Regions from separate parts of the Homo sapiens genome. Here region 2 is linked to region 1. A link is a loop called in an ENCODE intact Hi-C map of the cell type or tissue named here. Cell type or tissue: dorsolateral prefrontal cortex. All regions are shown on one strand. Each heading gives the region's core, and the rest is flanking DNA. Links, peaks and the distances in the headings are about the cores only. Region 1 has its middle 470 kb from the start of LINC01896. Region 2 has its middle 420 kb from the start of LINC01896.

The links. Peaks named below come from ENCODE experiments on the same cell type or tissue, not always from the same donor. Only the 100,000 strongest peaks of a DNase experiment are listed, where the experiment ranks them.
Region 2: it touches region 1 in a loop (2.7-fold over the local background); 2 of 110 quality-filtered maps call a loop at or near these places.

Annotation. Positions count from the first base shown.
Region 1 is chr18:78,504,602-78,507,507 of GRCh38, reverse strand. No RefSeq gene overlaps it. Among named protein-coding and RNA genes, the nearest start is that of LINC01896, 470 kb to the left of the region's middle. In dorsolateral prefrontal cortex, for the core only: a CTCF peak has its summit at 1,157; a DNase peak (open chromatin) is centred at 1,167; H3K4me3 peaks cover 1,450 bases; H3K27me3 peaks cover 88 bases.
Region 2 is chr18:78,561,012-78,563,917 of GRCh38, reverse strand. No RefSeq gene overlaps it. Among named protein-coding and RNA genes, the nearest start is that of LINC01896, 420 kb to the left of the region's middle. RefSeq lists enhancers at 550-1,090, 1,091-1,632. In dorsolateral prefrontal cortex, for the core only: no CTCF peak of the experiment used is centred there; a DNase peak (open chromatin) is centred at 1,547; H3K4me3 peaks cover 1,272 bases; H3K27me3 peaks cover 1,452 bases.

The DNA.
Region 1 (2,906 bases), core at 176-2,675:
TGTAAATACCTGGCAATCAGACAGCTTCCCTCCTCTCAGGCCTGCAGGGCGCAGACCACTGGCCCCCAGGTCTTACGGCAGGTCCTGGGCCGGAGACTGGTCTGCAGCCAACGCCACCAGCGCCCAGGCTCTCCTTGGCCGGCCGGGTACACTGTTGCCATCCAAAGCACACAATATTGGTGGTGTCAAGAGAGTGGACTTCAAGACAAAACTACTTGTTTTGTGAAAATAGTCACACACTGACACGGACTCCTTTAGGACTGATCCTCTAGCTTGTCATGCGACTCTTCCACCGTATAATGGAGGCTGAAGGAAACAGCACGAGGTAGATATTCTCTGGTGAGGATGCACATAGTTATCCCGAGTGGTGTAAAGTTAGAGGAGATGTGTGTCTCAGTCTCACTGTGGTGACCATGACCCTTTCTTTCTGCTATGAAGTTGCTGGTTATTTTTAAATGTGAGTGACACGGGATTGTAAAGTTTGTACGTGGCTACAGCATGGCACAGGGTTGGCTTTGCGATGCCTTAGGATGTCTGAGAATCACGGGCTTCTTTAGTGAGAATTTTTTTTCAGAACATGCAATTATGCTCCCTGTGTGTGAAAATAATCATAGGAAGCGATGCTTGGGGGGTTTTCAATGACAGATGATCAGAAAAGCGGAGGTGGCCGCCTTGGGCTTTACAGAGGAAGGGGAAAGCCACGTTGCTTCCTAGGGGCCCACAGAGCCACCGCCCGTCTGCGGACGGCGAAATGTGTGAGAAAGCAAACTCGGAAAATTCTCATATGCATATGAAAAATCACCGCATGAAAGGGGGCCGGGGATTAGGACAAGATAAATTTATGCCCGGCTTTGCACATTCCGTTGACAAATTTGCTGTTTTTGCGTTGTGGCCTCCGACCTCCTGGTTACCGAGGGGATAACATTAAATGGAGAAAATGGCTTATTCTGTGCGATAAATTCAAACAGAGATGACGCACTTCGCCCACCAAGTATACCTAAGAAATTGTGGGGAAATGCCAAGCATTTCAAGAGAAAGCTGCTGTGAATTCTGGCGCTGGCGGCTCGAGCGATTTCTGCAGAGGAGAAAGGTCTCTTTGTTCAAGCTCAGCTGACTCTCAGCGTGTGGAGTGTCCGCAGCTAGGGGGTCGCATGGAAGCTGAAGCAAAGAAAGGAAACCGGAGATGTGACAAAACGCTGGCGCTAGAGGGCTGAGGCGCGAGGAGGCCGCTTTGACAGGGCCGCGGCACACGGAGCTCGGGCCCGGGCCCTGGCTCGCCTCCCTCCCTGCCACCCGCACACTCTTCTCTGCCAATGGGGTGCCCTTCCCCGGAAAAGCCACTGCACAGCGGGTCATGGGGGCAGCAGCGAGGGGCAGTGGGTGCCCCCTATTCAGAGCACCGTCACCACTACCCGGCCAGGGCTGCCAAGAAACACGCATGGACTGTTGGCGGTGAGGCCTCCGTGCGTCTTAATAACAGCGAGATGGAGCAGTGTTCTCCATTCAGCACTTGGGGAAACAGAGAGGAGGAAAGTCTCTCCAGCAGATGCTGGGAATTTGTTTTGATTTGGATCACATTTCATTTGGGAAAATAAAGAAACTAAAAGGAAAAAGAACACACACACAAATCCTCAGCACTAAAAACAAAATGAAACCACCCTGGCCTGCTGATGGCACATTTATGTGGAGTGGCAAAGGCTCTGGCGGTGGCCCTGATTCAGGTCGGGGGTGGCAGGGAGGGAGGGCTGCTCCGGGTGGGGAGAATGAGGGGGTGGGGGGAACAGGACAGAGACCACCCCCGCCACTGCAGCAAATTAGCCATTCACAGCCGTGTTCACACTGTAGAGGGCTTTCCCCAGGTGACCCTTGGGGGCCAGGAGGGAGGAAGGGCAGAAAGGCCACCTCCTCTGCGCCCACTGCATGGCTGCCGGTTTCCACATCAAAGCCTCCTGCCAGGAGCTAGTGGCAGCTCTGTCCTCAGTGCCCTGTGACAAGCTTGGTACGCACCTCTCCCTGGCCTTCCCTCATCTCAGGACAAGGTGAGTTTCCGCAGTGCCTGTGTGGACGCAGGGCCTCTTCAGCTGCCGGACGCCGTGCTGGAGTGAACTTCACTGGCTTCCAGCCTCCCTGCCTCCCCGCCCTGCTGGGTTTCAATCTCTTCTGCCCGAGCACACGTTATCCACCTGTCAGAGCGGCTGCTGATAATCCCTGTGACATGGGCACTATTGGCCTTTTTAAATGAGAGGTAAAGATTATCCCTGCGTGATGACAGGAAAGCAGCGCAGGCCCGTCCTGCTCTGTGGCCAACACCGTGCTCTGTGCGGCTGGCATCCTCAGGTCCATCCTCCTGGTCGACACCGTGCTCTGTTGGCCTGGCATCCTCAGGTCCATCCTCCTGGTCGACACCGTGCTCTGTCGGCCTGGCATCCTCAGGTCCATCCTCCTGGTCGACACCGTGCTCTGTCGGGCTGGCATCCTCAGGTCCATCCTCCTCCTGGTCGACACCGTGCTCTGTCGGGCTGGCATCCTCAGGTCCATCCTCCTGCTGGTCGACACCGTGCTCTGTCGGGCTGGCATCCTCAGGTCCATCCTCCTGCTGGTCGACACCGTGCTCTGTCGGGCTGGCATCCTCAGGTCCATCCTCCTGGTCGACACCGTGCTCTGTCGGGCTGGCATCCTCAGGTCCATCCTCCTCCTGGTCGACACCGTGCTCTGTCGGGCTGGCATCCTCAGGTCCATCCTCCTCCTGGTCGACACCGTGCTCTGTCGGGCTGGCATCCTCAGGTCCATCCTCCTCCTGGTCGATACCGTGCTCTGTCGGGCTGGCATCCTCAGGTCCATCCTCCTGCTGGTCGACACCGTGCTCTGTCAGGCTGGCATCCTCAGGTCCATCCTCCTCCTGGTCG
Region 2 (2,906 bases), core at 87-2,586, 56 kb before region 1:
GGGTTTGAGGGGTGTGGGGTGTGGGATGTGGGGGTGTGGGGTGTGGGGGTTTGAGGGGTGTGGGGGTTTGAGGGGTGTGGGGTGTGGGATGTGGGGGTGTGGGGTGTGGGGGTGTGGGGTGTGGGGGTTTGAGGGGTGTGGGGGTGTGGGGTGTGGGGGTTTGGGGGTTTTGAGTGCGATCTTTCTTTGGAGGCCTGGAACACATTCTCTCCCACCTATGAATGTCTAGATGCTTGCTTAGAATCAGAATGACTTGGTATAATTTTATTTTAAATGCACTCCTTATGAGGGCAAAACCCGGGAAATCTATATTTATGTCTTATCAAACCAACTGGAAATGAGAAGTGCCTGGGCCCAGGTCAGTGGGTATCGTTCCATTCTCTATTTCTTTCCTAACAGGAGTCCTTGAACCAGGAGGGAAAGGTGAGTGGATGGCAGGGACGACGGGGCCCGGGGGAAGCAGCACGGGCTGTGTCCTAAGGATCCTCCACCTGCTCATGTCCAGGAGCACGAGAGACCTCTTGTTTATGCCTTCAGTTAACATCAGTCCATTGTATCGAAGGTCTCAGGCATTCCGTATAGGCTGCCATGGGCCCAGAACCTGTGAATCCAATCTCACTGGACGCCGGCCTCCGTACCGGCACCTCCCTGTGACCCGGGCCAGGTTGCTTCGCACCCAGCTCCTTGCAAAGTGTCTCAGGTTCCTCTCTGGCAGGGTGCAATCCAGACTCGGTTGATCTCCATAAGGCCGTCTAAACTTGGATGAAAAGGCCCTGCAATGCCAATTATTATTATTATTATTATTATTATTATTTAAAAAGTGAGTTACTCTGCCAGGAAGCTGCCCCAAGCTCACCCAGCTCAGATTATGACGCTAATTATAGTGATTATGAAGAAGAGAGCGCGTGATTGCTACCGACCCCCCTCGCTGCCCTGAGAACAAATGCGAGGGACAATGGACGGCGGCTCCGCCCTTGCCGGGCTGCCATGCGGGCGATCCCTGACCCGCTCCCTCCCGTTCATTAGCAGCGCTGGTCGCCAGGACGCGGCCTCTTCAATCATTGCCGACCACCCCCGGCTGCCATGCACGGAGACAGACGCCGCGCGGCCGGAGAGGCCGGAGGTCGAATGTGAACTGCGGCGTTGCCGGGTGCCCAGGCGAGGCGGTGGGGTCGCCGTCGGGGCAGGCCGCTGTGGCAGCCTCTGTGTGTGTAGGAAAGCCGCTCTGCATGCCGGGGTGCGGCACCTACTGTGTTTTTGTTTTCTCCTTGCAGCTGAATGCACTCAACAGTTTTCCATTTCTCTTTTCCTTTGGTGCAGGGGGTGGGCAGAGAGTGGTGGTTTCACTCGGTCAGTTTTCTGGAGCTGCAAGGCTAACATTCATAGCAAGCAAGGGGACCTCCTTCGCCTGGGTTCCCTCTGCCCCTGCTCCGAGCTTCCAGACTAATGTGGCCTGGAAGCTTGGGAGGTTTCTGCGTCTCCGCCACCTTCCAATTTGCAGTGGCCGGCCTCTGAAGACTGACAGGCCGCAGCGCCGGTGCCAGTGTAAATGAGCCCATTCATTTCCTGCCGCTGGCATATGGCATGTCATTGTCCGCAGTCACCGAGGCAGAAGTGATGCAATTTGTTGGCATGTCCTGCTGCAGAACAGACTCTCCATCCCACTGAGCCCCCAAGAAAACAACAGAAGCCACGAAAGGGCAGCCAAAACCTTCACAGCTTCATCAAGCACGCACATACGGCACAGGGACGCAGGCAGCACACTCTCCATTTCTGTGCCTTCAGTGGGAAGGGCAGAGGGATGGAGGAATCTCAGAGCTTCTCAGCTCTCACTGTAACCACAAATAATGCCCGAGTCACGGATACCGCAAACCATTCTCAAGATGTCGTTCAAAACAGTCTTCCTTTTGCACGTCTATTTCTACTTTTGTTTCTGACAAACTGAACCACAGCAGAGACTGAAACAAGCCAAGTGGTGAGAGTTTAAATGCATCCTCAGCAGCAGGACACAACATACATCCAGCACGGCTCCTGCGGGAAAGCGGGTGGCTGCTTGTGGAAGGGTCCAGGTGTTGTTTCATTAGGAAAAAAAAATGATGCATCATGTTTGCTGGGAAAAGTCAAAGCACAGCTGCATGGCCAGGGGGAGCTGCATGGCCAGGGGGAGCTGCATGGCCAGGGGGAGCTGCATGGCCAGGGTGTGGTCAGGTTCACACCCCCGGGAGCTGGGCTTTACAGAGCAGCCCCATCCAAAGGTTGCAGCCAATCTGAAAACAGGCAGAAGCATTTGGCTCCATACAGTCTGCATGTTCACAACTGTGATAAGGACATGCTAAAGTCCAGGCTGGTGGGATCGCTCCCATAATGGATTTGAGAGGACCACGTGATTCACATGTTGTGATGAAACATATGAGCCTTGCATCTGTGTGGTGTCACTGAAGCATGTTTACAGGAGAGGAGTCCAGCTGAGCCTGCCAGTGAAGACAAGCACTAGGTGCCCACACACAGTTAAACTATTACTGTGAGAAACAGGCCCACGTGAGTGCAGCAAGGTGACCTACAGGTGGCTGCAGACCTCTGTGATTTAGAAGCTGCCTGGATCTGCAGCATCCAAAGAATCTTTCTGATCTTCATGATCATTGATCTGAGAATGGTTCATGATCACTGTCTGAGAAGGTTCTAAAATTCCTTCTAGCTCCAAAATTCCTCAACTTGATCATGGATGGCTCCTCCTCAGCGTTCATCAAGTCAGGAGTTCAGTGGCCGTGAACAGGTGGTCCCTGTTAGGCTAGGCTCCCTCACACTGGGAAGGCTGGCTGGTCCATGGTCCTGCTGGGTGTCAGGTGTCATGTGAAATGCATGGGACAGAGTGAAATGCACTAAAGTGACAGTGGTCTTCATACTGA